Regions from separate parts of the Homo sapiens genome. Here region 2 is linked to region 1. The links are chromatin loops, found by intact Hi-C in ENCODE. Cell type or tissue: mammary epithelial cell. All regions are shown on one strand. Region 1 holds the start of SLC9C1 (solute carrier family 9 member C1). Region 2 has its middle 62 kb from the start of BTLA.

The links. Hi-C counts contacts between places; a loop is a spot of excess contacts. Peaks named below come from ENCODE experiments on the same cell type or tissue, not always from the same donor. Only the 100,000 strongest peaks of a DNase experiment are listed, where the experiment ranks them.
Region 2: a loop joins it to region 1, with 11 times the contacts of the local background. A loop is called at or near these places in 9 of 110 quality-filtered maps.

What each region holds. Positions count from the first base shown.
Region 1 is chr3:112,290,897-112,295,896 of GRCh38, forward strand. SLC9C1 (solute carrier family 9 member C1) reads right to left here and starts at 3,320. Exons shown (of 29, transcript NM_183061.3): 1 at 3,197-3,320. In mammary epithelial cell, a CTCF peak has its summit at 2,625 (motif pointing right); DNase peaks (open chromatin) are centred at 2,645 and 2,925; H3K4me3 peaks cover 659 bases; H3K27ac peaks cover 1,170 bases.
Region 2 is chr3:112,435,316-112,440,315 of GRCh38, forward strand. No RefSeq gene overlaps it. Among named protein-coding and RNA genes, the nearest start is that of BTLA, 62 kb to the right of the region's middle. In mammary epithelial cell, a CTCF peak has its summit at 2,475 (motif pointing left); a DNase peak (open chromatin) is centred at 2,466.

The DNA.
Region 1 (5,000 bases):
ACATTGGCTTGGTAGTTTTTCTCCATCCATTTCTTTCGATCTTGCATGTGAGATGGGTGTCTTGAAGACAGCATACCATAGGGTCTGGGTTCTTTATTCATCCTGACACTCTGTGCCTTTTAATTGGGGCAGTTAGCCCATTTACTTTCGAGGTTAGTATTGATACATGTGGATTTGATCTTGTCAGCATGATGTTAGCTGGTGATTATGCAGACTTGACTGTGTGCTTGCTTTACAGTGTCACTGGTCTGTGTACTTAAGTGTGTTTTTGTAGTGGCTGGTAATGGCAACATCATTCTTGACATAGGAGTGGGCTAAGGTTTCACGACAAAGACATCAAAAGCAATCACAACAAAAGCAAAAATTAACAAATGGGATCTAATTAAACTAAAGAGCTACTGCACGCAAAAGAAACTATCAACAAAGTAAACAGATAACCTACAGAATGGGAGAAAATTTTTGCAAACTATGCTTCTGACAAAGGTCTAATATCCAGCATCTATAAGGAACTTAAAATAATCTACAAGAAAAAACAACCAGCCCCATTAAAAAGTAGGCAAAGGACAAGACACTTCTAAAAAGAAGACATACATGCTGCCAACAAGCATATGAAAAAAAAAGCTTAACATCACTGATCATTAGAGAAATGCAAATCAAAACCACAAGGAAGGTACCATTTCACACCAGTCAAAATGGCTCCTATTAAAAAGTCAAAAAATAACAGATGCTGACAAGGTTGTGGAGAAAAAGGAATGCTTATACACTGTTGGTGGGAATGTAAATTAGTTCAACCACTGTGGAAAACAGTGTGGTGATTCCTCAAAGACCTAAAAACAGATCTAACATTTGACCCAGCAATCCCATTACGGGGTATAAACACAAAGAAATGTAAACTGTTCTATCATAAAGACATATGCATGCGTACATTCATTGCAGTACTGTTCACAAAAGCAAAGTCATAGAATCAACCCAAATGCCCATCAATGGTAGACTAGATAAACTAAATGTGGCACATATACACCATGAAATACTATGCAGCCATAAAAAAGAATGAGATCATGTCCTTTGTAGGAACATGGATGGAGCTGGAAGCCACTATTCTTAGCAAACTAATGCAGGAACAGAAAACCAAATACTGCATGTTCTCACTTATAAGTGGAAGCTAAATATTCAGAACACGTGGACACATAGAGGGGAATACACTGGGGCCTACTTGAGGGTAGATGGTGGGAGGAGAGAGAGGATCAGGAAAAATAACTAATGGGTGCCAGGCTTAATAGCTGGGTGATTAAATAATTTGTACAACAAATCTCCATGACATGAATTTACCCATATAACAAACCTGCACATGTATCCCAGAACATGAAAGTTAAATTATAATCACATTAATAATAATAAAATTACCACGAATCCTGTTTACTCTTAAATTCAGAGATATATATGATCAAATTCAACACAATTTATCTCTCTGGCTATGCATATGTGATAAATACCATTTGGCTTCCCCAACCTCTACTCCAAAATCTCATAAGAAATCTCTATTTGAGAATAGATGTCATCTTAAAATAGTTTTAAAAATACTAACATTACTGTAGCTTAATATGTTAAATGTATGGGTAAGGAAATAGCTATGAGAATAAACAGGTTTTCTTTTTTTTGTTTTTTGAGACGGAGTCATGATCTGTCGCCCAGGCTGGAGTGCAGTGGTGCGATCTCGGCTCACTGCAAGCTCTGCCTCCCGGGTTCACACCATTCTCCTGCCTCAGCCTCCCGAGTAGCTGGGACTACAGGCGCCAGCCACCACGCCCGGCTAATTTTTTGTATTTTTAGTAGAGACGGGGTTTCACTGTGTTAGCCAGGATGGTCTCGATCTCCTGACCTTGTGATCTGCCCGCCTCGGCCTCCCAAAGTGCTGGGATTACAGGCGTGAGCCACCACGCCCGGCCACAGGTTTTCAATATAATTAGAACTCTTCATCTTAAGCTGACTTTTGACAGCTTTGTAAAAGTCTGTGAGTCCAAATCCCATTAAAGAAAAAAATATTGGTTTATCACATAGGTCCTCTGCATTAATTTAACAATAAGTTAGTTGACTGAGCACAGTGGCTCACGCCTGTAATCCCAGCACTTTGGGAGGCCTAGGCGGGTGGATCACTTGAGATCAGGAGTTCGAGACTAGCCTGGCCAAAATAGTGAAACTGTCTCTACTAAAAATACAAAAAAAAAAAAAAAAAAATTAGCCAGGTGTGGTGGCACATGCCTGTAATCCCAACTACTTGGGAGGCTGAGACAGGAGAATCAATTGAAGAGGCAGAGATTGCAGTGAGCCTAGATTGTGCCACTGCACTCCAGCTTGGGTGACAGAGTGAGACTCTATTTCAAATATATATATATATATATATCTCTCATGTTAGCTAATATCTCAATTCTCTTTGTGTGTGGAGGAAATTAATGACTGCCCTCTCAAAAATGACATGAATTTGTCCTTGTCAGTCAGCCAGCATTGAGAAATTTTGTCTCATGAACCGTAAGTCACACTAATTTACCATGTTACTGAACATGGAAACAGTCTTCTTCCTTCAGATTGGAACGTTTTGCAAGAATTAGGTGAAGAAAGCATCCTGAAGAGGGCACTGTGGGATCTCAGTAATCTTCACAGCTACAAAGCTCATGCTTAATGGTTTATTTTATATTGATACCAGAGGCTGGATTGTCTCCTTAGTAAACTCTCCTACCACACAACGCAGACATCTTACTGACTCTGAAGGTGGGTGGGCTATTGCCCTCCTAATGCCCCTCCACTCAGAATGAGCCCTTCCTCCAGCTCAAGATCAGCTCCACACACCTGAGGCGATTCCCTGAACCAGTGAGCTTTCCCCTAGGGCTGGACTTTTCAGTTTCAGTAACGCAAAGGGAACACATGCCACTGGATAGTTCACAAAGAGTTGATGTAAAAAGCATAATGGAGGAGGGGAAGCAGCTAAGGGGTAGAAGTTCAAACCGAGAAGCTAGCTGATCTTTGGGAAAGTGTTCCATGGTCTGCCACAAGAAAGGCAGAAGCGCCAAGAGGGAGTGGCTGAATCTCTAGCAGGAAAACAGTGGGAGCCTTTGTTCATCTAGGAGGCGAGACTGAGAGAGAAAGTACCAGTAGGAAAGGTCAACTTCCAGAAAAGGAAACTAGAGACTGGAGAGCTCACCATCCGGAGCCTCAGGAGGAGTATCCCGTGGTGTGCAAGTGAGAAGTGGGGGGCAGCTATTTCGCTCACAGCCAAACAGCCCAGACCAACTGCAACCTCACTGACAGTTACTTGCTCCAAACTCGCCCCTAGTCTGCACCGGTTAGCTTCAGGCCCATCATCTCTTACTTGATTGGCTGATGAAATGCAACGTCATTGCTCCTGTATATCTCAGGCATTTGACGGCTTAAGGCTTTGTTTTATTTTTTAAAAATAAACAAATAAGGGGTGAAAATGAACCTACAGAAATTGCGCCATTGTGTTAATTTAAGACTTTGGGACAGTGGATTTCTGACAAAGAGCTGTTGGACACTGCTTTCCCAGAATTCTAGTAAAAGGAAGTTTCCTGGATAAGATAGTGTGGTAGAGATATGAGGACGCAGGTTGCTGGGTTAGGGAAAAAGTGAATGGATATTGTGGGCATGTAAGAGAATGAAATCAAGATGACAAGGTGAACTTTCACTCTGGGTTATATGTGAGGAAATTTTCAGGAATAATGATATACTCATTTGTTTTTTCTAAACATAATATGTAAAAAATATTTTAATTGAAATTACTTAGTTATTACTATAGAGCCAACTTTTCACATTCCTACTCTCATAAAATATCTTAAAGTTATTTAAAATTGTATTTAATGTTTTGTTCTCTGTGTTTCATCTCTTTCTCCCGACCCACACGTTTATAAGTGAATGGTGGTAAAATTCCCAACTCTTCATTTGGCCTCCTCTGATACTACCCTGATGAAGAAGGCAGGAGGCAACTTGTTTGGCTGGGTTGGAGCAGAAGTCCAGGCTCCCTACATGGTCTCCAACTGAGGCATGGGGTGCATCTTTATGGCCTGGTTGTTATGGAAGTTCCAGCTCCCACAAGGCCTTTTCTGATACTGCTCTGGTTGGGGTGGGGAAACAGGCAGGGTTCTGGCATCTTGTATGGTATGGGTGAAGTTTAAGCTTCCTACTCAGTCTTTGCTGGTATGTGGGTACAGGGAGTGGGTGAACACTTTTCTGTGGTGTTTGGTTAAAGTAGAGCAGTTACTGGTGAAATTTTCTGTCTTGCTGGGCTGCCCCTTTTCTTGGGTCTTTAAAAAATCTATTCTCGGCCAGGTGCAGTGGCTCATGCCTGTAATCCCAGCACTTTGGGAGGCCGAGGCAGGTGGATCACCTGAGGTCAGGAGTTCGAGACCAGCCTGACCAACAAGGTGAAACCCCGTCTCTACTAAAAATACAAAAATTAGCCGGGCATGGTGGCAGGCGCCTATAGTCCTAGCTCCGGGAGGCTAAGAAAGGAGAATCACTTGAACCCGGGAGATGGAGGTTGCAGTGAGCCGAGATTGCGCCACTGCACTCCAGCCTGGGAGACAGGGTGAGACACCGTTTCAAAAAAAAAAAAAAAGGATTCTCATTGTTGGAAATACATGCCACATATCTGTGTGTGGGTTGTGGTTCATGTGTGGATATATATTTAAAAATTAATTAAGTTGCAAAGCTAATATTTGCCACATTATGTATTTGTTTATATACATATGTCTTGCTAAGTTTATATATATATATATATATATATATATATAAATAAAACAGGAAATGTAAATGTTGTCTAATATTTCTCTTTAGCAATATACTCTAATGACCACACACTGGACATCCTTGTAATCCAGAATCATTCACCTTTTTTTTCCAAGAGATGGGATCTCACTCTGTCACTCAGGCTGGAAGGTAGTGGTATGACCATAGCTCCCTGCTACCTTAAACTTCTGGGCTCAAGCAGT
Region 2 (5,000 bases), 140 kb after region 1:
CCTTAAAGGACAAAAGTCATAGGAATCAAATTGATTTTTTAAAAAGCCACAATCCAAAATCTGTACATGATTAAACTGTTAAAAATGTGAGATCTTATACAAAGAAACTTTATACCTGTAGATTGATGAGTAGAAGAGGCAATAAACATGGTGATTAGCAGGAACAGCCAAGCTGACCAACCCCTACCCTATTGACTAGTCATGCAATGGGAGTGATTGCTTACAATATGAGGAAGAGTAGATTAGAGAGAATGGAGAATGGACAATGTGCATGTGACTGTGATTTGTAAAAGAAATGAGGAGCAGCCATGCTCAGAAAAATACACACCGAGGTGCTATCCTGTCAGCATGCTGTACTTCCCACACACTTTCAATAAAATAATGCCCTCGTGGGCTGCACAAACACCTATGACACACAATCAAAAATAAAGTCTTCACTATGGGAATAATGAGATGTTTGAGGGAAGCCAACACATAGAGAAAGAGTAAAGTCAATAAACCCAAGAACCTACAGAGGGAAAAATAGAATTAATAGAGCAACCTGAGCAGAGCTTTTTTTTGCAGGGGGGTGGGGTTGGGGAGGAAGCACAATTAGCATTCTCAGAATAAGTAAAAAAAATACAAATTATTGATTGTGAAAATTAAAAATGTGGTTGTTGAAATGACAACCTTAAGAGATAGTCTAAAAAGTAGAGCAGACCCAACTGAAGGTTGATGTAGTAAGCTAGCAGAGTGAGACAAAGAATTGCCCTAGAATGCATACAAAGAGTCAAAGAGCGGGAACATATGAAATAAAACTTAAAAGACTTTGCAGACTAGACCCAGAATTTCGACAGCCATTTCATGGGAGTTCACAAAAGTAAGAGTAGACCAAACAAGGAGGAGATGATATTTAAAGAAATAATAGAAGAGAATTACCCTGAGCAGAGAAAGACATGAGTCCTGAAACTTAAAATTTCTACTAAAAGCCAAACAAGAAAAAATGTAAACACACTACCTATAGTGTTATTTCAGAACCCACAAAATTATGGGGAGAAATTCTAAGAGCTTTCATATAACAACAATAAAAATTACCTACAAATGAATAAGAATGAATTGACATCAATCTTCTCAGAAACTCTGAAGGCAATAGATAATGAAAAAATATCTTCAAATTTTCCAGAAAGCTACACTAGAATTTAATACTAGAATTCCAATCAAAGTCAAATTAGGAAGATAAAATAAAAATATACATGTAAAAATTTAGAATATTTATCACCAAAACTCTTTCTGTACGAATTTTCTGAAGATTCATACCAGAAAAAAAATTCCTGAAGTGGTTCAAGATGGCTGACTAGCAGCAGCTAGTGTGTGCCACTCTAACAGAGAGGAAACAAAGTAGCAAGTAAATACTGACTCTTTAAGTGGATCATCCAAGAATCCATGTCAGGATCCATCAAGGGAGAGAGAGGACACAAAGAGAACAGAAAATAGTGAAGCTGGGCATCTGCCCACCCAGGACTAGCAGGGAGCCAAGAGAAGCTTCCGAATACAGGGACAGGGTGAGGGAGTAAGAGCTCCCAGGGAATCCACACTTATCACAGGAACCTGTGCAATTCAGGAAATGGGAGAACACCCTTGACCCCCACCCTACCCTGGGCCTCTAGACTGATACAGAAAGTTGCCAGAGTTTTTGCAGAGGTACCACTCAAAACCATGGGGAGCTCCTTAGGCCTTAGACACCTGAACAACCTGGCACCAACAGCCGTAACACCAATAGAGGCCACAGTTGTGGTGTTGGGGAGCAGTCAGATTGCTTCACTCCTACCTGCCAGACAAGGCTTGACGACTCCTTCCACTACAGCAGACCCAGCCCTGCCTGAACTCTGCCAGTGGGCACAGCTCTGTGTCCCCCCAGGAAACACTCAGGTGATGAATTGGGAGATTTCTCTGACCCACACTGCTGCTAGCCAGATGGGACTCACCAGCTTGGGCTTCCAGCACAGCAGCCCCTCTCCTGCCTGAACTCTGCAGGTGGGCAAAGCCCCGTGTTCCCCTAGAAAGCATGCAGATGGTGGTCCATGCCACTCCACCCACCCCCACTGCCTCTAGCCAGACAAGGCTCACTGGCTTTGGCAGTGCCCAAGCAGGAGAGGTGCCCTACTCCCAGAACACTTTGAGGGATGAGATACTCAGGTTCTTGGGCTGACGGGAATGAGTTGTGCCTCCTTCTACAGGGCCGATCCAGGAAGGGTGTGACCTGAATGCCAGCCACAGCCAGTACGTGAGGAAACCCTGCTGCCCAGAGTGCCTAACAAAGGAAATATGAATGCGGTGCCAGTAATCAAAGGGGGCTTCTCCAAGGCCCTGGAGCAGACCTTGTTGGGGGGTCACCTATCTTTCTCACTGCCATCACAGAGTACTACTGTGAATGTGCTGAAATACACAGAGAGCTGTATGGCTAAGAGCCTATCTGCTGGCCAACACCCTGAAGCTCCATCTACTGGTTCACACTCCAAATTACAACACCAAAAATATTTTGCCAGTATACAAAGCCTGTCAGACCCTAGGCAAAAATCCAGCCACAATTAAAGATCCTACACAGAGCCTTGACCCTCTGAAAGCACCCAGAAACAAAGACAGATGATGATGCTCATTTGGCGCCACAGTTAAAGGAAGACCAGCCTTCTCAATGAGAAAGAATAGGCAAAGAATTCTGGCAATTTAAAAAACAGAGTGTCCCCTGACCTCCAAATGAACAGACTATCCCCTCAGCCAGCTAACAACCACATAACAGCATGATGACAGGGTCAAAATCTTACATACCAATTCTAACCCTGAATGTAAATGGTCTAAATGCCCCACTTAAAAAGCATAGAGTGGGCCAGGCGCAGTGGCTCAAGCCTGTAATCTCAGCACTTTGGGAGGCCGAGGCGGGCAGATCACGAGGTCAGGAGATCGAGACCATCCTGATTAACATGGTGAAACCCCATCTCTACTAAAAATACAAAAAAATTAGCCAGGCGTGGTGGCGGGCACCTGTAGTCCCAGCTACTCAGGAGGCTGAGGCAGGAGAATGGCGTGAACCCGGGAGGCGGAGCTTGCAGTGAGTGGAGATCGCGCCACTGGACTCCAGCCTGGGCGACAGAGCGAGACTCCGTCTCAAAAAAAAAAAAAAAAAAGGCATACAGTGACAAGCTGGATAAAAAGACAAGATCTAATTCTCTGCTATCTTTAAGAGGCTCATCTCACATGTAATAACTGACACAGCCTCAAAGTAAAGGGATGGAGAAAGATCTACCATACAAATTAAAAACAAGGAATGGCAGGAGTCACTATTCTTATACTAGATAAACAGATTTTAAGTTAACAACAAGCAGAAAGAACAGAGAAGGATATTACATGATGATAAAGGGATCAATTCAACAAGACCTAACCATCCTAATTATATATGCACCCAACATTAAGGCACTCAGATTCGTAAAACCAAGTTCTTCTTGACATACAAAAAGATTTAGACAGCCACAGAAAAATAGTGGGGACTTTTAACACCCCACTGACAGCATTGGACAGATGATTGAGGCAGAAAACTAACAAACAAATTCTGGACTTAAACTCAACACTTGACCAACTAGACCTATAGACAGCTACAGAATATTCCGCCCAACAGCCACAGAATATACATTCTTCTCATTCACACACAAGACATATTCTGAGATCAAACACACGCTCAGTCATAAAGCAAGTCTCAATAAATTCAAAATCATAGAAATTATACCAAGCACATTCTCAGACTACAATGCAATAAAAATAGAAACCAATACCATGATCTCTCAAAGCTACACAACAACATGTAAATTAAACAACTTGTTCCTGGCTGGGTGCGGTGGCTCACACCTGTAATCCCAGCACTTTGGGAGGCCGAGGCAGTCAGATCACAAGGTCAGGAGATCGAGACCATCCTGGCTAACATGGTGAAACCTGTCTCTACTAAAAATACAAAAAATTAGCTAGGCATGGTGGCACGTGCCTGTAGTCTCAGCTAATTGGGAGGCCAAGACAGGAGAATCGCTTGAACTTGGGAGGCAGAGGTTGCAGTGAGCTGAGATGGCGCCACTCTACTCCAGCCTGGGTGACAGAGCGAGACTCTGTCCCCCCAAAAAAGAAAAAAACAACTTGTTCCTAAATAACTCTTGGGTGAACAACAAAATTAGGGCAGAAATCAAAACAATTCTTTAGAATTAATGAAAACAGAGATACAACTTACTTAAATATTTGAGATACAGCTAAATACAGTGTTAGGAGGAAAGTTTATATCACTGAATGCCTTCATCAAGAAGTTAGAAAGACCTCAAATTAAAGAACATCATACCTAGAGGAACTAGAAAAAAATAGAACAAACCAACCCCAAAGCTATTAGAAGAAAACAAAACAACTAAAAGCAGAGATGAACTGAATGAAATTGAGATGTGAAAGCCCATAGAAAAGTTTAATGAAACCAAGTGTTGGTTTTTTCAAAAAATAAATGGGATTAATAGACCACTAGCTAGACTAACAAAGAAAAAAAAAGAGAAGAGCCAAGTAAGTGCAATAAGAAATGGCAAAGGTGACATTACAACTGACTGCATAGAAAAACAAATGATGCTTAGAGACTATTATGAACACCTCTATGCACACAAATTAGAAAATCTAGAGGAAATGGGTACACTCATGGGAACACACAACCTCACAATATTGAACCAGAAAGAAAGTGAAACATGAACAAACCAATAAGAACCTCTGAAATTGAATCAGTAATAAAAATCCTACTGAGCAAAGAAAGCCCTAGGCCAGACAGATTTACAGCTGAATTCTACCAGATGTACAAAGAAGTGGTACCAATTCTACTGAAACTAGTCCAAAAAATTGAGAAGGAGCTCCTGACCCTAATTCCTTTTCTGAAGCCAACATCATTCCGATACCAAAATCTGGCAGAGATACAATAAAAAAAGAAAACTTTAGACCAATAAACCTAATGAACA